2 separate regions of the Homo sapiens genome follow, and region 2 is linked to region 1. A link is an interaction called in ENCODE POLR2A ChIA-PET data of the cell type or tissue named here. Cell type or tissue: OCI-LY7. All regions are shown on one strand. Each heading gives the region's core, and the rest is flanking DNA. Links, peaks and the distances in the headings are about the cores only.

Region 1 (10,445 bases), core at 2,700-7,699:
TGAGCCACTGTGCCCAGCCAATTTTTTTTTTTTTTTTTTGATACAGTCTCACTGTCACCCATGCTGGACTGCCATCACGTGATCTTGGTTCACTGTAGCCTTGAACTCCTGGGCTCAGGCAATCCTCCTGCCTCAGCCTCCCATGTAGATGGGACTACAGGGTGTGCTACCACACTTAGAAAATGTTTTTATTTTTTGTAGAGACAGGGTCTCACTAGGTTGACCAGAGTAGTCCTGGCATCAAGCAATCCTACTGCCTTAGTCTCCCAGTGTTGGGATCACAGGTGTGACCATGCCCAGCTGTGTTGTACTTTTTTTTTTTTTTTTTTTTTGAGACAGAGTCTCGCTCTGTTGGCCGGATCTCAGCTCACTGTCAGCTCGGCCTCCTGGGTTTATGCCATTCTCCTGCCTCAGCCTCCCAAGTAGCTGGGACTACAGGCGCCCACCACCACGCCCGGCTAATTGTTTGTATTTTTAGTAGAGATGGGGTTTTACCGTGTTAGCCAGGATGGTCTTGATCTCCTGGCCTCGTGATCCGCCCGCCTTGGCCTCCCAAAGTGCTGGGATTACAGGCGTGAGCCACCGTCCCCGGCCGCTGTCTTGTACTTTTATACAACTGAAAGTGCAGCACGTTTACACCAGCACCATAAACACTTAAATAATGTGCTGCACTATGGTGTTACTACTGCTACTAAATTGCGGTTGATAGAAATGTTTTAGGTGTTATATAATCTTATGGGGCTACCAACCTATATGGTCCATTGCTGACTGAAACATGATTATGTGGTACCTGACTATACATGAATCATCTTGTATCTCGCTTTCTATATTACTTACATTGACAGGATTTCTCTCTTCAGTGGGAATTTTCACAACTTTGAAAGCATCTGTTAGAATTGAAAACTTTCTCCTATTTCTCACATTTATAGAGTTTCTATCGATTGTGCATTCTCATATGTTTTTTTAAGGATGTGGACACACTGAAGGCTTTTCCACATTGCTTACATTCAAGAGGTTTCTCATAATTGTGAATTCTTGTATGTCTTTGAAAGGAACTGTGAAGACTAAAGGCCTTCCCACATTCTTTACATTTATAGGGTTTCTCTCCAGTATGCATTCTCATGTGTCCTTGAAAGCTTGTGGGATAAATAAAGGCCTTCCCGCATTCCTTACATTCATAAGGTTTCTCCCCAGTGTGAGTTCTTTTATGTATCCGAATGTAACTAGAACAACTAAAGGCTTTTCCACATTGTTTACATTCATAGGGTTTCTCTCCAGTGTGAGTTCTTTCATGTGTTCGTAACGCACTAGGAAAAATGAACACCTTCCCACAGTCCCTACATTTATAAGGTCCGTCTCCAGTGTGGGTGATCATGTGTCTTCGAAAGTTCTCAAGAGAAATGAAGGTTTTTGCACATTCCTTACACTCATAGGGTTTTTCTCCAGTGTGATTTCTCTTGTGGATTTTCAAATCTAGAGGATAATTGAAAGTTTTCCCACATTTTTTACATTCGTAGGGTTTCTCTCCAGTGTGAGTCCTTTCATGTATTCGAAAGTAACTGATTCTACTAAAGGCTTTCCCACATTCTTTACACTTATAGGGTTTCTCTCCAGTATGCACTCTCACGTGTACTCGAAAGGCTGGGCGTGCACTGAAAGATTTCCCACATTCTTTACATTTATAGGGCTTCTCTCCAGTATGAATTCTTTCATGAATTTGAATGGAGGTGGAACATCTGAAGGCTTTACCACATTGTTTACATTTATAGGGTTTCTCTCCAGTGTGAATTCTTTCATGTACTCGTAAAAAACTGGGAAAAATGAATGCCTTTCCACATTCTTTGCATTTATAAGGTCTATCTCCGTTGTGTGTTATCATGTGTGTTAGAACACTTGTGTGGGAAATGAAGGCTTTCCCACATTCCTTACATGCATAGGGTTTCTCTCCAGTGTGAGTTCTTTCGTGTACTCGAATAGAACTGGAACAACTGAAGGCTTTCCCACATTGTTTACATTCATAGGGCTTTTCTCCAGTGTGAATCCTTTCATGAACTCGAAGCGAACTGGAACAACTAAGAGCTTTTCCACATTGCTTACATTCATAGGGTTTTTCTCCAATGTGAGTCCGCTCATGTCTTTGAAAGGGCTGGTGATATATGAAGGTTTTTCCACATTGTTTACATTTATAGGGTTTTTCTCCAGTGTGACTCCTTTCATGTCTTTGAAAGGATTTGAGATAACTAAAGGCTTTCTCACACTCCTTACATTTATATGGCTTCTCAAATAGCTCGTATCCAGTGTGAGACCTCATGTGTCTAGTAAGGGATGAGAGACGCATGAAGGCTTTTCCACAGATAGTACACTCATATGGTTTTACTCCGGCAGTCTTCTTCGTCACACTGAGATTGGGACTGAAGTTTTCTGCACATTGACTACCTTCTTTACCTTCACAGAGTCTCTCTCCCGTATGGCTTCTGTAAAAAATTAGAAGCACGGTAATACTGGTTGTGTATTAATGATTTTATATGTATTATCGGGTAGTAGAACTAAAGTTCTTTTTTCTTTTTTGAGACGGAGTCTTGTTCTTGTTCCCCAGGCTGGAGTGCAATGGTGCGATCTCAGCTCACTGCAACCTCCACCTCCCAGCTTCAAGCAATTCTCCTACCTCGGCCTCCCAAGTAGCTGGGATTACAGGCATGCGCCACCACGCCCAGCTAATTTTGTATTTTTAGTAAAGCCGTGGTTTCACCATGCTGGTCAGGCTGGTCTTGAACTCCTGACCTCAAGTGATCTGCCCGCCTTGGCCTCCCAAAGTGCTGGGATTACAGGCGTGAGCCACCGCACCCGGCAGCAGAACTAAATTTTTATCATTTTCAGGGAAATAGTTTTCTGCCCCGTCTGACTTGTTTAAAAACGAATATACTCAATGTTCTGCAAGAGGGCTTGTGTCACTGATAGCTATTATCAAAACAGTAATATTGAGGTATGGGTTTTTTTTTTTTTGGTTTCATTTTGAGACAGAGTCTCACTCTGTCACCCGCACTGGAGTACAGTGATGCAATCATGGCTCACTGCAGCCTTGACCTCCCGGGCTCAATCAATCCTCCCACCTCAGCCTCCCATGTAGCTGGGACTACAGGCATGCACCACCACAACTGACTGAATTTTCTGTTTCTTGTAGAGACAGGGTCTCGTCTTGTTGCCCAGGCTGGTTTCGAACTCCTGAGCTCAAATGATCTGCTCACCTTGGCTTCCGGAAATTATATGTGAGGCTTTAAAGTACTGTTTCTGGGCGGGCACAGTGGCTCACGCCTGTAATCCCAGCACTTTGGGAGGCCGAGACGGGCAGATCATGAGGTCAGGAGATCAAGACCACCCTGGCTAACAGGGTGAAACCCCGTCTCTACTAAAAATACAAAAAAATTAGCCGGGCGTGGTGGTGGGCGCCTGTAGTCCCAGCTACTCGGGAGGCTGAGGCAGGAGAATGGCGTGAACCTGGGAGGCGGAGCTTGCAGTGAGCTGAGATGGCACCACTGCACTCCAGCCTGGGTGACAGAGCAAGACTTCGTCTCAAAAATAAAAATAAAAATAAAATAAAATACTGTTTCCACACCTTGGCATGGTGGCTCATGCCTGTAGTCCTAGCACTTTGGGAGGCCGAGGTGGGTGGATCAATTGGGGTCAGGAGTTTGAGACCAGCCTGGCCAACATGGTGAAACCCCATCTCTACTAAAAAATACAAAATTGGCTGGGCATGGTGGCTCACCCCTGTAATCCCAGCACTTTGGGAGGCCGAGGCGGGCAGATCACGAGGTCAGGAGATCGAGACCATCCAGGCCAACATAGTGAAACCCCATCTCTACTAAAAAATACAAAAATTGGCTGGGCATGGTGGCTCACGCCTGTAATCCCAGCACTTTGGGAGGCCGAGGTGGGCAGATCACGAGGTCAGGAGATCGTGACCATCCTGGCCAACATAGTGAAACCCTATCTCTACTAAAAACACAAAAATTAGCCGGGCATGGTGATGCATGCCTGTAATCCCAGCTACCTGGGAGGCGGAGGCAGAAGAATCCCTTGAACCAGGGAGTGGGAGGTTGCAGTGAGCCGAGATTGCGCCACAGCACTCTAGCCTGGTGACAGAGCGAGACTCCGTCTCAAAAAAAACAAAACAAAACAAAAATTAACCCAGTATAGTAGTGCGCGCTTATAATCCCAGCTACTTGGGAGGCTGAGGCAGAAGAATTGCTTGAACCCAGGGGTTAGAGGTTGCAGTGAGCCAAGATCATACCACTCCACTCCAGCCTGGGTGACAGAGCGAGACTCTGTTTCACAAAACAAACAAACAAACAAAACTGTTCCCAAGTACAATATTTTTCTTTCTTCTTCTTCTTCTTTTTTTTTTTTTTTGAGATGGAGTCTCACTCTGTCGCCCAGGCTGGAGTGTAGTGGTGCGATCTGGGCTCACTGCAACCTCTGCCTCCCAGGTTCAAGTGATTCTCCTGCCTCAGCCTCCTGAGTAGCTGGGATGACAGGTGTGTGCCACCACACCCGGCTAATTTTTGTATTTTTAGTAGAGACAGGTTTTCACTGTGTTGGCCAGACTGGTCTTGATCTCCTGACCTCTGGTGATCCGCCCACCTCACCTTCCCAAAGTGCTGGGATTATAAGCGTGAGGCACAGTGCCCGGCCCAAGTATAATATTTTTCAGCCAGTGGACATCTGTGTCACTTGAGAAAACATTTTTGGTAAACATTTTCTGATAATAAATAAATTTGGGGCCCAGTGGCTCGTGCCTGTAATCCCAGCACTTTGGAAGGCTGAGGCGGGCAGATCACCTGAGGTCAGGAGTTTGAGACCAGCCTTGCCAACATGGAGAAACCCTGTCTCTACTAAAAATACAAAAATTAGCCAGGTGTGGTGGCACGTCCCTGTAATCCCAGCTACTTGGGAGGCTGAGGCAGGAAAATCACTTGATCCCGGGAGGTGGAGGTTGCAGTGAGCAAAGACCATGCCACTGCACTCCAGCCTGAGTGACAGAGCAAAACCTCATCTCAAGAAAAAATAAATAAAACAAATAAATAAATAAATTTGGAGCTAAGCTTGCTTCTTGTTTTAAAAGTGTCACAACTTCTTTTTTTTTTTGAGACAGAGTCTCGCTCTGTTGCCCAGGCTGGAGTGCAGTGGCGCGATCTCGGCTCGCTGCAACCTCTGCCTCCTGGATTCAAGTAATTCTCTGCCTCAGCCTCCAGAGTAGCTGGGATTACAGGCGCCCACCACCACAACTGGCTAACTTTTTTTGTATTTTTAGTAGAGACGGGGTTTCATCATGTTGGCCAGGCTGGTCTTGAACTCCTGACCTCATGATCCACCCACCTCAGCCTCTCAAAGTGCTGAGATTACAGGTGTGAGCCACCGTGCCCGGCCATAACATTTTTAAGATTCTTTCAAGGAACACTGTTACTTCTTGTGAGTGCAACTCACCTTAGATTTCGTCCTTGGTTTTTGTGTTGATCTTCAACATTCGGGTCTTCCCATTTTTCCCCTAAAATGTAGATCAAGAATAATCATGATAAATTATTAAAAATTATACAAATATTATTAGATTATAGGTTCACAATGAGCTGTAACCATGCCTGGTTTATTTACAGAAGTGTTTCCTTTTCAGATTCCAAATCTCGGAACAGTGATTATGAGCAAGAAATGGCAGTTCTCTAACTGACGATATGAAAAAATGATGTCACTGGGGTGCGGTGGCTCATGCCTGTAATCCCCACACTTTGGGAGGCTGAGGCGGGTGGATCACCTGAGGTCAGGAGTTCGAGACCAGCCTGGCCAACATGATAAAACCCCGTCTCTACTAAAAATACAAAAATTAGCCGGGCATGGTGGTGGGCACCTGTAATCCCAGCTACTCGGGAGGCTGAGGCAGGAGAATTGCTTGAACCCAGGAGGCGGAGGTTACAGTGAGCCAAGATCCCGCCACTGCACTCCACCCTGGGGAACAGGACGAGACTCAAAAAAAAAAAAAAAAAAGAAGGCCAGGCACAGTGGCTCATGCCTGTAATCCCAGCACTTTGGGAGGCTGAAGCGGGCAGATTACCTGTGGTCAGGAGTTCAAGACCAGCCTGACCAACATGGTGAAATCCCGTCTCTACTAAAAAGAAAAAAATTAGCCAGGCATGGTGGCACGTGCCTGTAATCCCAGCTACTCGGGAGGCTGAGGTAGGAGAATTGCTTGAACCTGGGAGGCTGAGGTTGTGGTGAGCTGAGATTGTGCCATTGCTCTCCAGCCTGGACAATAGTGAAACTCTGTCCCCCCCCAAAAAAAAAAAAAAAGAAAAAAGAAAAAATGATGTCATCCTTACCTATAGATGCCAGGTTCTTGAATGTTTCCTGCATCACATCTCTGTAGAGTTTCTTCTGTGAAGGAGCCAGCAGAGCCCACTCCTCCTGGCTGAAGCTCACAGACACATCCTCAAAAGCCACTGAGTCCTGAAACATCCAATATAAGTAGAGAATAGGTGAGATTGACAAGGATGAGAGGTATCCTCAATTCATAAGAAATTCACACACGATTTTGTGGTCTCCAAACATTTAGTGCATGACTCAATTGTTAGAAATGTAACAGCACATTGAACACATAAACTTATAGCTACATCTTCACTGTGGTCACTGTAAGTCCTATTGCTCTCTAATGGTAGTATCTAGTTCAACTTAGAAAAATGAAAGAAATCCTACACAAATGAGACAAATTTTAGGATCAATTTTTTTTTCTTCCTTTTTGAGACATAGATGGTCTCGCTCTGCTACCTAGGCTGGAGTGCAGTGGTACAATCACAGTTCATTGGAGCCTAGTCCTCCCGGCTCAAGCAATCCTCCAACCTCAGCCTCCTGAGTAGCTGGGACTACAGGAACACACCACTACACCTAGGTAAGTATTTTGTGTATATTTTTTGTAGAGATGGGGTTTTGCCATGTTGCCCAGGCTGGTCTCAAACTCCTCAGCTCAAGCGATTCACTAGCCTTGGCCTCTCAAATTGCTGAGATTACAGGCAAGATCTTCAATTCTTTATGAGATAAATTCTTATTTCTTGTTTGTTTGTTTGTTGTTTTCTAAGAGACAGGGTCTTGCTCTGTCACCTAGGCTCAAGTGCAGCAATCCTAACTCACTGTAGCCTCAAATCCCTGGGCCCCCAAGACATCCTCCTGCCTCAGCTTCACGAGTAGTTAGGACTACAGATGTGCAACACCACTCCCAGATAAATGGGTTTTTTTTCTTTCTTTTTTTTTTTTTTTTTGAGACGGAGTCTCACTCTGTAACCCAGGCAGGAGTGCAGTGGTGCGATCTCGGCTCACTGCAACCTCCGCCCCTCCAGGTTTAAGCAATTCTCTGCCTCAGCCTCCGAAGTAGCTGGGATTATAGGCGCGTGCCACCACGCCCAGCTAATTTTTTGTATTTTTAGTAGAGATGGGGTTTCACCATCTTGGCTAGGCTGGTCTTGAACTCCCGACCTCGTGATCCACCCTCCTCGGCCACCCAAAGTGCTGGGATTACAGGCGTGAGCCACTGCCTCCGGCTGGGGTTTTGTTATATTGTCCAGGTTGACCTTTAACTCTCGGCCCCAAGTGATCCTCCTGCCCCGGCCTCCCAAAGTGTTGTGATAACAGGTATGAATAACCATACCCAGCCCACAGCCTAATTTCTTATTACCCAAATCATTCAGCATTCCTTAAGATATGGGATTAAATGAGGTGGAGGTTTTTTTTTTTTTTTTTTTTTGTTTGAGACAGTCTTTTTTTTATTATTTTTTTTATTTATTATTTTTTTTAATTTATTTTTTTATTGATAATTCTTGGGTGTTTCTCACAGAGGGGGATTTGACAGGGTCATGGGACAATAGTGGAGGGAAGGTCAGCAGATAAACAAGTGAACAAAGGTCTCTGGTTTTCCTAGGCAGAGGACCCTGCGGCCTTCCGCAGTGTTTGTGTCCCTGATTACTTGAGATTAGGGAGTGGTGATGACTCTTAACGAGCATGCTGCCTTCAAGCATCTGTTTAACAAAGCACATCTTGCACCGCCCTTAATCCATTTAACTCTGAGTGGACACAGCACATGTTTCAGAGAGCACAGGGTTGGGGGTAAGGTCACAGATCAACAGGATCCCAAGGCAGAGGAATTTTTCTTAGTGCAGAACAAAATGAAAAGTCTCCCATGTCTACTTTCTACACAGACACGGCAACCATCCGATTTCTCAATCTTTTCCCCACTTTTCCCGCCTTTCTATTCCACAAAGCCGCCATTGTCATCCTGGCCCGTTCTCAATGAGCTGTTAGGCACACCTCCCAGACGGGGTGGTGGCCGGGCAGAGGCGCCCCTCACCTCCCGGACGGGGCGGCTGGCCGGGCGGGGGGGCTGACCCCCCCCACCTCCCTCCCGGACGGGGCGGCTGGCCGGGCAGGGGGGCTGACCCCCCACCGAGGTGGAGGTTTTAATAAGTAAATACACATTGAGAATCTTCTATCCCCTTTTGTTATACATGAGAGGCCAGGAGGCTTGTGGAAATCCAACTTTTAAGAAGGTCTAGCTGCCTATATCGTCCTGAAGTATTTGAGGCCATCAGAAGCACTCAGATTCTGCTGACTGAATGGAAATACTCTTTTAGAGACGTATTAATTTCAACTTGTTTCCGATATATATATATCCCTATGTGTTGGCATTACAGGCATGAGCGACCACGCCCGGCTGTGTGTGTAATATCTATCATAGACCCAGTTTTTCCTTTTACTTTCTGTCCCATTTCGTGAGACTAGGAAGTTACTGGGAAGACAGCTCAGGCACAAGGAAGGGGCCCTCACAACTTAGACTTTCACAAAATCGTTATACCCATGAGCCTCAGAACTGCTTCCAACCAATTTTTAGCACAAATACATATACACATTGAGATAAAATGTCAGAAGAGCACTTTCTGGAAGATCCATAATCATGTCATCTGGGCTTTGCTGACCTTGAAGAATAGATTGACAGTATCAATTTTCAGGGGACTTCACTGATGTCCACAATGGTCTGATGGTGAATTTGCCCATGATTATAAAATTAACAGGTAATTTCATACCTCCAAAAGAACATAAAATCTGGGTCAGGATGGCTCATGCCTGTAATCCCAGCACTGTGGGAGGCCGAGGCAGGTGGATCACCTCAGGTCAGGAGTTCGAGACCACCCTGGCCAACATGGAGAAACCCTGCCTCTACTAAAAATACAAAAATTAGTTGGGCATGGTGGTGCATGCATGTAATCTCAGCTACTCGGGAGGCAGAGGCAGGAGAATCGCTTGAACCCGGGAGGCAGAGGTTGCAGTGAGCCAAGATCGCACCACTGCAGTCCAGCCTGGGCAACAGAGCGAGACTCTATCTCAAAAAAAAAAAAAAAAAAAAAAAAGAACATAAATCCCCTTTCTCCAGTTTCAGGAGGAAGTGATCCCAGACAGACACTCTAGGGGCTGTTGTCCCAGGTTCTCTCATTTCCATGCACTCATGTGCACCATACGTTAAAAGATCCACACAGTTAGAAGGGGTTTTCTTAAGTAATTAGGACTATGGTCTGAGCAGGAAGAAATTTGGCTCCAGGGAGCTCTCCCTCGTGACAAGTCCATCTGCATGCCTGGGTGCTCTCTGTAAGGTTTATTTACATTTACATTTAATAGAAAATAAACATTTTGGCCAGGCGTGATGGCTCATGCCTATAATCCCAGCACTTTGGGAGGCTGAGGTGGGCAGATCGTTTGAGCCCAGGAGTTCGAGACCAGCCTGGGCAACATGGTGAAACCCTGTCTCTATAAAATATACAAAACTTGGCCAGGCGTGGTGGTGCACGCCTGTGGTCTCAGCTACTTGGGAGGCTGAGGTGGGAGGATTGCTTGAGCCTGCAAAGTCAAGGCTGCAGTGAGCCATAACTATACCACTGCACTCCAGCCAAAAATAAATAAAGACAGGCCAGGTGCGGTGGCTCACACCTGTAATCCCAGCACTTTGGGAGGCCAAGGCAGGTGGATCACGAGGTCAGAAGATCGAGACCATCCTGGCTCTACTAAAAATACAAAAAATTAGCTGGGTGCCGTGGCGGGCGCCTGTAGTCCCAGCTACTCGGGAGGCTGAGGCAGGAGAATGGCGGGAACCCGGGAGGCGGAGCTTGCAGTGAGCCGAGATCGCGCCACTGCACTCCAACCTGGGCGACAGAGCGAGACTCCGTCTCAAAAAAATAAATAAATAAAATAAAAATAAATAAATAAATAAAGATTTCATATATAGCCTTTTACTAAATAATAAAAAGAAAAAAAAACAGAAAAAAAAGGTTCATCTCCTTGCTAATGAGGATATAAATGTCAAATAGTTCCCACTTCAAACTGAGTAGGAAGACAAAACTAGTCGATTAAGATAACATTAG
Region 2 (10,445 bases), core at 4,168-9,167, 210 kb before region 1:
CCACGCCTGGCTCATTTTTGTATTTTTACTAGAGACAGGGTTTCACCATGTTGGCCAGGCTGGTCTCGAACTCCTGACCTCAAATGATCCACCCGCTTCAGCCTCCCAAAATGCTAGGATTATAGGCATGAGCCACCGCGCCCGGCCAGAATGATATTTTTAAACATCACATTGCTCACTCCTCTGGTTAAAATTCCCCACCCCATCCATCTCTTTTATTTTTTTAATTAGTGTGCATTATCTATAGCCTACATAATCACAATTTCAAATGGTTCAAACTGAAATTTTAGTACAATTTAATATAAAGAAATAAAACCATTCCATGGCTTCCCCACTGGATTTAGAATAAAATCTCCCTTGCTGCCCTGGCTGACAAGGTTCCAGCCTGATCAAGGTCACTGCCTGCATCATCTCTATTCCTCCCCCGCATCCCAAATTTTCAGCCCCACAAAGCTACTTTCAACTTTTCAAATGCTGCAAGTTCTGTGGCCTCTAGAGGTTTGCACATGCTCTTCCCCTTCCTGGAACACTCTTCTCCCTTCTCTTCCATCTGCCAAACTCCTGCTGGTCTGTTGTCTTGGTTTCAATGTCACCTCCTCCAGGAAGCCTTCCTTGACAACCCCCCAATCTGAGTCACATGCCTCTCCCCTATCACCTCACCTTGTGCTACTTGCATCAAAGTTCTGACCATTCTATTTTGTGAATGCCTTCTTACTGGCTTGTCTTCCCCCATGAGGGCTGCGTGAATATTTACACTCTGGCCCAGCTTGCAGAACCCGCCTACCACATGACAATCTCATGACAAATGTCTGCTGAACATCATGCCAATGGCTGGATAAGGGAACTATGGGCATGGATAGAAAAGGGAGCAGATGAAGGGACTTTGGGTGTTCCAAGGGGTGAGCAAGTGGGCTCTGGGTGAAAGCTGTGGCCTGGCCCAGCCCAGCTGCTGATATCAGAGTAAATGGCTTAACTCACAGAGCCTTATGTCACCAGCTGTAAATGAGTGAGTCAGAAATGAGTAGGAAGGACCCTCCCAGAAATGTGTTGAGGGCAGAGCATTGGGCTCTGAGTGGGGCGGACCCATAACTCTTTAATAGATGGACAAGTGAACACCTTTGAAGAATGGGGAAACCCAAACTGTCTTTTTTTGCTTTTTTCTTTTGAGACAGGGTCTCACTCTGTCATCCAGACTGGAATGCTGCAGTGCGATCTCAGCTCAACTGTAGCCTATACCTCCCAGACTCCAGCGATCCTCCCGTCTCAGCCTCCCAAATAGTGGGGACCACAGGTGTGCACCACCACGCCCAGATAATTTTTAATTTTTTGTAGGGACAAGGGTCTCCCTATGTTGCCCAGACTGGTCTTGAACTCCTAGGCTCAAGCAATCCTTCTGTCTTGGCCTCCCAAAGTACTGGGATTACAGGCTTGAGTCACTGAGCCTGGCCCTAAACTGTCATCAAGCCCAGCCTGGACTGCTGGCCTGGGTGTGGGTCTTCAGGCTGGAGGGCCCCTGAATTCCTTACCCACCGGCCCACCCACCTACTTTCCACACTCACCGAGACGGTGGAACTGGGCGTGTTGGTGCCATAGCCAGATGAAGGGAGCGAGGCCAGAGACCACCGGCGTCCGTCCGCCCTGGAACCCAGCCAAGGTGCTCAGAGGCCACAAGGCCCCAGCGGTCCCCCAACTCCTCAGGGTGTGGGTGAAGCCACTGGCCAGGGCCAGGGTGGGGGTTGGGGGAATATATCTGCACTCTAAGATTCCTCAAGGCCCTCAGAATCAAGGGGATAAAGAGGGACTCTTCCAGGCAGGCACCGGGAATTGGAGGGAGGATCCGTCTCCACTCTCCTCCCCACGGTCCCCTCTCTTATCATTCAGAGTGGACACCGAGAACTGGAAAAGCCCCCACCCAGTGAAGCCTTTCCAGAGAGATTCTAGAAATTTCCCCCAAGTGAACACTCTCCATGAGAAAGCTCTGAGGGAGACCCTTGGATCTTCTCAGAGAAAAAAGACCCGTCCCACCCCCCAACATGTTCTGACATAGAATATTGTGTCCTTATGCTCTCGTGCACACAGACACAGTCACTGTTGCAGCCAAATCCATTAATGTTGGTGTGACTATCAGGTCAGGCTCACATACTGGCAGTGCACACATTTACACTTCACACACACGAAGACACACACTCACACATGACTCCTCAACACAGACACCCACACGTATTGACTATCCCATCCATGGACCCAAATATCACACTCTCACACACTAATGCACAATCACGCGTGCAAGACCAGACATGCACTCACCTATAGACACATGTGCTTCCACTCAGTACTCACACTCGGACACACAGACTCACCCAAACATACTCCACACTTCCACATTCACACAGATGCACGTTCCAGACACCCACGCTCACTACCACACATTGAAACTTGCACACAGCGACACACTCATTCACACTCGCACGCAGATGCACACACACAGGGACACACATCGGCGCGTGCTCATGTGAGTGCACAACACACATTAGCATGTGCATGTGTAAGCGTGTGGCTGTGAGACAGTAAACTGGACGGGCGCGGTGGCTCATGCCTGTAATCCTAGCATTTTGGGAGGCCGAGGCGGGTGGATCACCTGAGGTCAGAAGTTCGAGACCAGCATGACCAACCTGGTGAAACCCCATCTCTACTAAAAATACAAAAATTAGCCGGGCGTGGTGGCAGGCGCCTGTAATCCCAGCTACTTGGGAAGCTGAGGCAGGAGAATCGCTTGAACCCAGAAGGCGGAAATTGCAGTGAGCCGAGATCCCGCCATTGCACTCCAGCCTGGGCAACAGAGCGAGACTCTGTCTCAAGAAAAGAAAAAAAAAAGAGAGAGAGAGAGAGAGACAGTAAACACTGTGACTCTGTGTTTACTATCTCACAGCCACACACTCACACACGCTTACACCCACACACAGATTGCACGCTCACCTGGAGACATACCTGACTTGCTCCTCTCACATATTCACAGACACTTACAATCCTACAGACACATGTTCACACGTTCACATTCGCAGACTCGTGCCATTGCATAGGCACGTAATCCCTCACACAGTGACAATCACACACACACACCAGCACACTTTGCACAGTTACAAGGACACACACACACCCCATTTATTGGACTCCTCCCTTCCTTCTTCCTCCCAGCAGTCCCCTCGCTCAGTCCTCCCCGCTTGCGGATAAACATGTGAGACCCTATCCCAGAGCCTTGTCCTGGCTCTCTATTGCCCTCAGCTAAATTCCATGGTCAATAGGCGGTTCCCCCACTTTCCCAAGGGAGCTGTCTGTCTTCACAGTCTCCTTTGACTCTCACAACACAGCCTTCATCAGCCTTTGCACTGATCCCCATTCTCTGGCCTGCCTGCCCTATTCGACTCAGAGGGTAGAGACAGGACGTCATTGACCCCATACGCCCAGCTCCTAAGAACATAGCAGGTGTTTAGACACCATTTTTAGAATGAATAGAGTTCAAAGAAAAAGAGACAGGCCCAAACTCCCAGAAACGTTTCTCCAGAAAACATCAGAGAAACCTCTCTGCCTCCCCCAGTTTCACCAAAGGCCCATAGAAAATTCATTTAAGGACACCCCAGAAACCCTAAGAGACCCTTGGAAAGAAACCTGAGATTCCTCCCCTTGAGAAACAGCCCTAGTCGTCCTCCCCCACCTCGGGGACCAAGAGTCCCTCGATAGGCATCGCGCAATCTGCGCTTGCGCACGTCATCTTGGCTGCCCCGTCCTGTTGCTATGGAAACACCTGGCCAGGAGAGCAAGGCTCGGAGAGACTAAGACCCCGCGCCCAGGGCGCACGCGCTTTCGACCTGCCGCAAAGGGAGCCCCACCGCCTTCCCCGTTCCAGATCGGCGATTGGACCCCGCCTTCTTATAGGCCCCGCCCCGAAGGCTAGGCGCTCCTTCCCGCTGAGACCTTGGGGCACTCGCTGGTCCCCTCAGGCCCCAGCTCGGGTGCAATTAGGAGGAGAACAGATGGCGGCCCAGACAGTGGTTGGGGAGGGTCTGCCCAGGGTTCTGGGGCCCTGGAGGGGAGGGACTCACCTTCGGGAGGAGGCAAACGAGAAGTGGGCGGGGGTGTTGGGGGAGAAGTTTCGGGGGCTGTCCAGGGGACTGCTGCCTATGAGAGAAAGAGGGGGCAAATCCTGTCAGGTCTCTCGTTCCCTAAAGCGGCGTGCAAACAGCAGCATGTCCTGTCTTTAGTCTAGTCCCGCCTATTATGGGGAGACCACGCCCCTTCGCCTGTGGCCCCGCCTCTCTAAATTTTTTCGTTGCCGAGTCAGCCTGGCCCCTTCCAAGACGATTCTGGCTTCATCTGGGATGGCCCCGCCCCTCAGGTACGACTCCTCCTTTCTGTCCGTCCCACCTGAGTCTCCGCCCACCTGAGTCTCCGCCCCCCAATGACCGTCCCTCTGCGACTGACCACACCCACACAAGCATGGCCCCGCCCCTTATCCAAACTGGTTCGCCTCCATTCAAACTGCGCCCCTTCTGTAGCATGACCACGCTTCCTCGCCTGAGGCCCCGCCTACTGTAGGCCAGTCTGCACCCACCAAGTCTCTACCACTGGCCTCACCTAGGTGACCTGGCAGCGGGGAGTGGGGTCTCGGTAGCGTGGGTGAAGTGCTGGTCAGGATGAGGCTTTTCCGATTACTGGTGCGGCAGCTGCGGGGAAGGTAAGGCAGGGGGGCCGGGCCGGGCCGCAGCCCAGTGAGTTCTTGAGCCCCACCAGCTGACCTCCTGTCTCAGATCCCCGCCTATCTCCCATCCATGTGTGTTTGGAGGCTCCCTGGGAGGGTTTCTCGAAGAAAGGTGGTGCAGGCCTCGGCAGGACTGTGTACGGCAGGGGATGTGCATATGACATGTGTGTGAGAAACTCTCAGTATGGATTATGTGTAGGGCAGTGTCTGTCATGGTGTGATAGTCACTGTGTCTAGGTGACACCATTGGTGATACTGAGCGTGTCTCAGTCTATGCGTGACATTCACTGTAGGTATCCACGTGTGGTATCCACTGTATGAATTCAACAATGTGTGACGCTGAATGCATTCTAGTGTGATACGTGTGACACAACGTGGGTTTATCTTGTGTGATACAATTTGAGCATTTGTGTGTCTATGTGACACAGTGTGAAATGCCACTTGTCCATAACAATGTGTGCTGTAACACAGGCAGGTTGTATTATTATTATTTTTTTTCTTTTAAATCAATGTCTCGCTCTGTCGCCCGGCTGGAGTGCAGTGTGCAGTGGCTCACTGCAGCCTCAAACTCCTGGGCTCAAGCAATCCTCCCGCCTCACCTCACCCTCCTGAGTAGCTGGGACTACAGGTGCCTGCCACCATGCCTGGCCAGGATGCATGATCCCCCCTACATGTATCTATGTCTTTGTGTGGCATTCTGAGTCTGTGTCCGATACTGTCCTTCCGTCTGGGTGTGACATTCACCATGCTTGTCCATGTGTATGTAGCATCTATTGTGTGAATTTAACATCTTGTGACACTGTGTCCAAACATGTCACCACATTTGACATTCTCTAGGTGAGTCTTGCAATGTGATAACATGTGATTTTGCGTGGTTCTGTCTCTGCAAGATCCCTACATCTGTTTATCCTGATGTCAGTGTGACATAGTATGTGAGATACCTAGATATGACATCGTGTGTTGTGACATTCTTGGATGCATGGATGGGATATTGAAACACATGTTTGCATCTTGGATGACATAACTGTGTGTGTGTGGATCGCCATGTAAGTGACATCTTACTAGGTGTACACGACGTGGTGCCCCTGTGTGTCTGTGCATGGTTCTGACCTGTGGCAGCTGCAAGGCTAGGTATGTGTGGCACCTCCCAGTGTATCTGGGCCACTAGGGCTGTTGTGTGTATGTGTGTGACATCATGTCCTGTGTGACGCTGTGTGTCACTATTTTCAGTGTAAGGCTGTGTTCGGGGGGGGGGGTTGTGTTATGATAAACCCCCCCTTTTTTCTACCCCTCAGCATCCAGCTCCCGAAGAGGGAGCCCCAAGCCCCTCCGTCCGTCCCCTCACCCACAGCCGCAGTGACTGAGCATATTAGCGCGTCCAGGAGCACGCGGCATGGGGGTGGGGGGAGGCCAGGCTGCGGCTATTGTTCTGAGGGTGCCAAGCCCCCCAGCCTCCCCTTCTTCCTCTACCCCCACCAGGCTGTTGGAGCCCGCAGCGCCAGCAGACAAAGGCGCCACAAACCCCCAGTGGCGCAGCCCCCTCCCCCCGCGGCCGTCCTCTCCAGCGTGCAAGCCCCCCAGACTCGGCCCACACCACCCCCCATTCAACCCCAACCCCGGCGGGAAGGCGCAGCTGGGGCACCTCTGGCGCAGCTGGACCGGGCGCAGCATCCCGGGCCCCGCCCTGCAGCAGTACCCGGAGCGGCGGCTTTTGCGGGGAGGGCCGGGACAATGTCTAGGGGATCGGGGGTCTACCTCTTGGTGCGGCGGAACATACTGCCGCCGGGGAAGGAGGGCATCGAGAAATTAGAAAGCGCGGTCCAGAGAGAGTCAGACATGACCCGGCGGCGGCGACATGGTGGCAGGTGCGGCAGCAGCGGCGGAGGCGGCGGCGGCGGCGGCGCGGGGAGCAAGCGCGCGGGGCGGAGGCTGCAGCCGCCGCAGCGGGCAGGGGAGGGCAGGGAAGGGGAGGGCCCTGCGGCTGCAGCCGGCCGGGAGGGGGCGCTGCTGCGTGCCGGCGAGCCAGGCCCCGCCCGCGCACTCGCCTGGCGCCCCCACCCCGGCGGGAGAAGGGGCGGCCAGCCCCCGCCACGTCTCTCCCCAGGCTCACCTGCTGCTTTTCCGGGGCAGGGGCAAATCCTTCTGGAAGGCAAAGGGGCAAAACGATGAAGGTCAGCGTGGACCTGCCGTTGCTGCCCACAAGCATTATCAACTCCCTGGAGGAGCAGAAGCAGGGTAAGACAGGCCCCTCTTCAGCACTGTCACTTTCACCCTTGGCCATGCACTGCGGGCCAAGTTTCTTGGGGGAGAGGATCCCTGGGTGATTCCTCTCCTGACCCTCAGAGACCAACAGAGGCCCACGTACACAGGCGGGGCGCCATATAAAGGCAAGTGAGTTGGCATATCAGCGTGTGTTTGTGCAAATGAAATAGGAATCATTATTTGAAAAATATGTCTTGAGCACCTACTGTATGCTGACCCAATCCTAGGCACTAGGGACACAGTAGTGAATAAATTACAAGTCCGGTGTGGTGGTGTGCACCTCTAGTCCCAGCTACTTGGGAGGTTGAGGCAGGAGAATCGCTTGAGTCCAAGGAAACACCAGCGTGGGCAACACAGCAAGACTCTCTGTCTCAAGGAGAAAAAAAAAAAAGTTTCTGGCCTTTTGGGACTAGTATTTATAGGGTAAAGGGGACATTAAACAAGATTAGTGTAGAAGTGAACGAAATCATTTTAGACAATAATTAGTCTTATGAATAAATTAAACAGGGTGATGTGATGGACAATGGCTAGGATGGAGACACATTGTCAGACAGGGCTGCTCTGTGGAGGTGACTTTTAAGCTGGTTGCTGAAAGATAAGAGCCAGCCATGGGAGGATCTGTGGAGAGAGCATTCCAGGTGGAGGGAACTGCAAGGGCAAAGGCCTGGAGGCGGGAATAAGCTTAGCGTACTCAATGAATGAATGAAAGGTTGAATGAATGAAAGGTTGAAAGAATGAATGACTCATCTACACCTCAGCAGATCTATCTGACTCCCAGCTAGAGTCATAGAGTTGGGGTAGGGGGTGGGGGGTAGGTAAGTAGAGTGACTCACAACTGAGATTTAAAATGGGAACCACGGAGGCTGAGGTGGGAGAATCTCTTGAGCTCAGGAGGTCGAGGTTATAGTGAACTATGATTGCACCACTGCTGGAGTAAGACACCCTCTCAATTAACAATAAATAAATAAATAATAAAAAGTTTAAAAAATAAAAAAATAAAAATGGAAATTCAGGTGATGGCCGCATAGTCATTTTTTATAATGACAATAATAATAATTAGTGAGTATTAACTTTATGTGTCTGCATTTGAAGAAGGTCACCTTCCATTTGTCAAGCTCTTAGGAAGTCACTGTAGGGATCAGGAGATATGGGGTCTTGGCTTTTTTCTGAGGAAAGGAATGGGGTACAAGGGGCAACACCTGCCAGCCAGTTTTCTATCCACAGGGTGAGGTGGAAGGAAGGAAACTGAGTGGGGCTGCAGGTGGAAAGATTTGGGGGAGAGTTTCAAAAGGCCTTTGGAGGGGACTCCAACAAAAGGAAAATGAGGGATGTCCTAGACATTTCTAGGATCTCTAAAAGCAAAAAGCCTAGGTTCAAATCTCAATTCTGCTTTTTATGACCTTGGCAAATGACCTTCCAATAGTCCCGTGTCTCCTTGAGGATCTTAGGAGTTGATGCAGATGCCTAGCCCCTTAGCATGGTGCCTAGCACATAGCAAGTGCTCAATAAATACTAAGTCTGGAGAACAGGCGTTATTAAGGAGGGACATGCTGCATGACAGAGGATGGGCCACAGCGTCCTCCCACCCCGTTGTACAACGGACAAACATATAGGCGGGGCCAAAGGGCAGCCCTGCCCTCCCGAGCCACGGGTGACCGATAATCCAAACCAGGTTTTCCCTCTGTCTTTGCATGACCGGAGTGAATGAGGACCAGTCGACCTGGCTGCGTGTCTGCAATGGCCCAAGCGAAATCAAGACCTGGATTTTCTGGCCACAGAGCCCAGGGTGTCCAGATCCGGGTAACCGGCCTTGGAGGGTAAGCCCCTGGAGGGCTTTTAAGCACCACCCGAAGAAGACCTGGAACCCAGCCCCACCCGCTAGCGCCCCCAAACATTCTAGGGACGAAGAAAGGGTCAAACTGGAGCGGCGGAAGTTCGGGTCTTTGGCGTCAGTGTAAACAGACGCCACCTCCAATCTCAGCTGCAGAGCCGCTCGGCCAAGTGGATTCCGCTTCTCCCGCACAGGATTAATAGTTGACACTGCAGACAGGGCATTCGAACTCAGGATGCTGTCTACATATAAGATCCCAGGGCGTGGTGGCTCACGCCTGTAATTCCAGCGCTTTGGGAGGCCGAGGCGGGTGGATCACCTGAGGTCAGAAGTTCAAGACCAGGCTGGCCAACATGGTGAAACCCACTCTCTACTAAAAATACAAAACTAGCCGGGCATGTTGGCATGAGCCTGTAATCCCAGCTACTAGCGAGGCTGAGGCAGAAGAATCTCTTAAACCCGGGAGGCGGAGGTTGCAGTGAGCCGAGATTGCGTCACTGCACTCCAGCCTGGGCAACAGAGCGAGACTCCGTTTCAAAAAAAAAAAAAAAAAAAAGAGCCTAGCTGCACACAGGGGACCCTCGGGCGCTCAGCAGTGATGCGACAGTTCCTAAGAGGATGCACCAACGTATGTGGGTGTATCCAGGCAGCGAAGTGGTTAATCCCGCCAGAAGGGAAGCGGTGGGGACAGGACTCCGACAGGGATCGCCGGACCCAGAGCAAGCCTGGGGTTGAGTGGGTGGGTGGGTGAGTGGAAGCATTCCGCGTTGGGGGCGGTGTCTCGAGCGGGAGTTTAAAGTCCCGCGTGGCGCTGAGCCAATGAGAGTTGACGCCGGCCTGGAGGGCGGGGACACACCGTGCAGGCCCCGCCTCTTTCCTCCCTTTTCTCAGAAACCCGACGGCGCGGACCCAACCTGGCTGCTGCAGTACTTGCTCTAACTTTGCCGCAGCTGCCTCCCTTCTCTCGGAACCCACTCTCCTAACCCACCCCCGAGAGGCGGAGAGAATGTGGGAGCACTTCAGAGAGGCCTAGGCTCCGGAGATCGGGCCATCTGGGCTCTGAAAGCAAATTAGTTTTCCAACTCATGTCTGGCTCCGGCGTTACCCAGACGCCTGGAAGGTCCTTCCTGCAGTCTGATCACCATTTTTCCTGCTGCACTGACCAATCAGCTCCCCTTGGCCTTCAACCTCGGGAATGATGGATTAGGGGAGTCTAGAAATGGACGAAGCCCTAGGTGAGGGTTTGAATCCTCTTTTCCCAAGATTCAGGCTGGGGATGGAGCCTGAGTCTGGGCCCATTCTCGGCTTTATCTAAACTCCAGATTACCAAGCCTGGGGCTGAGCCCCAAGGAGGCTCAGAAGGGCCAGACCCCAGGCAGGGCCTTGGGGCACAGATATCATCACCTTCCCCTCTGGGATGTTTGGGACCGGACCTCCGTATTAACCCTGAACTTCCGTACTAACCCCTCAGAAACGCAGCTGAAGACGAGCAGAGGACGCTTCTCGGCTACAGAATCCCTCCCCACCTTGGAGGTAGGAGCTCCTGACACCTGAGTTTGTCCCCGCCTTCCCCACACTCCACAGCGATCCTCAGTG

Evidence for each region. Peaks named below come from ENCODE experiments on the same cell type or tissue, not always from the same donor. Only the 100,000 strongest peaks of a DNase experiment are listed, where the experiment ranks them.
Region 2: POLR2A ChIA-PET joins it to region 1 with 7 read pairs; 4 of 35 experiments call an interaction of 5 or more read pairs at or near these places.

What each region holds. Positions count from the first base shown.
Region 1 is chr19:12,619,750-12,630,194 of GRCh38, reverse strand. ZNF791 (zinc finger protein 791) reads right to left here. Exons shown (of 4, transcript NM_153358.3): 2 at 6,369-6,495; 3 at 5,485-5,545; 4 at 1-2,474. The coding sequence ends at 935. Among named protein-coding and RNA genes, the nearest start is that of ZNF791, 14 kb to the right of the region's middle. In OCI-LY7, for the core only: no CTCF peak of the experiment used is centred there; no DNase peak of the experiment used is centred there.
Region 2 is chr19:12,834,722-12,845,166 of GRCh38, reverse strand. MAST1 (microtubule associated serine/threonine kinase 1) reads right to left here and starts at 6,652. Exons shown (of 26, transcript NM_014975.3): 1 at 6,512-6,652; 2 at 4,633-4,721; 3 at 4,101-4,176; 4 at 1,560-1,638. The coding sequence starts at 6,594. It also overlaps a transcript of RTBDN not described here. RefSeq lists enhancers at 4,606-4,665, 10,101-10,445 and silencers at 6,572-6,621, 6,672-6,851, 6,856-7,039. In OCI-LY7, for the core only: CTCF peaks have their summits at 6,564 and 6,763 (motif pointing right); DNase peaks (open chromatin) are centred at 4,506, 5,916, 6,716 and 8,726; H3K4me3 peaks cover 2,595 bases; H3K27ac peaks cover 1,448 bases.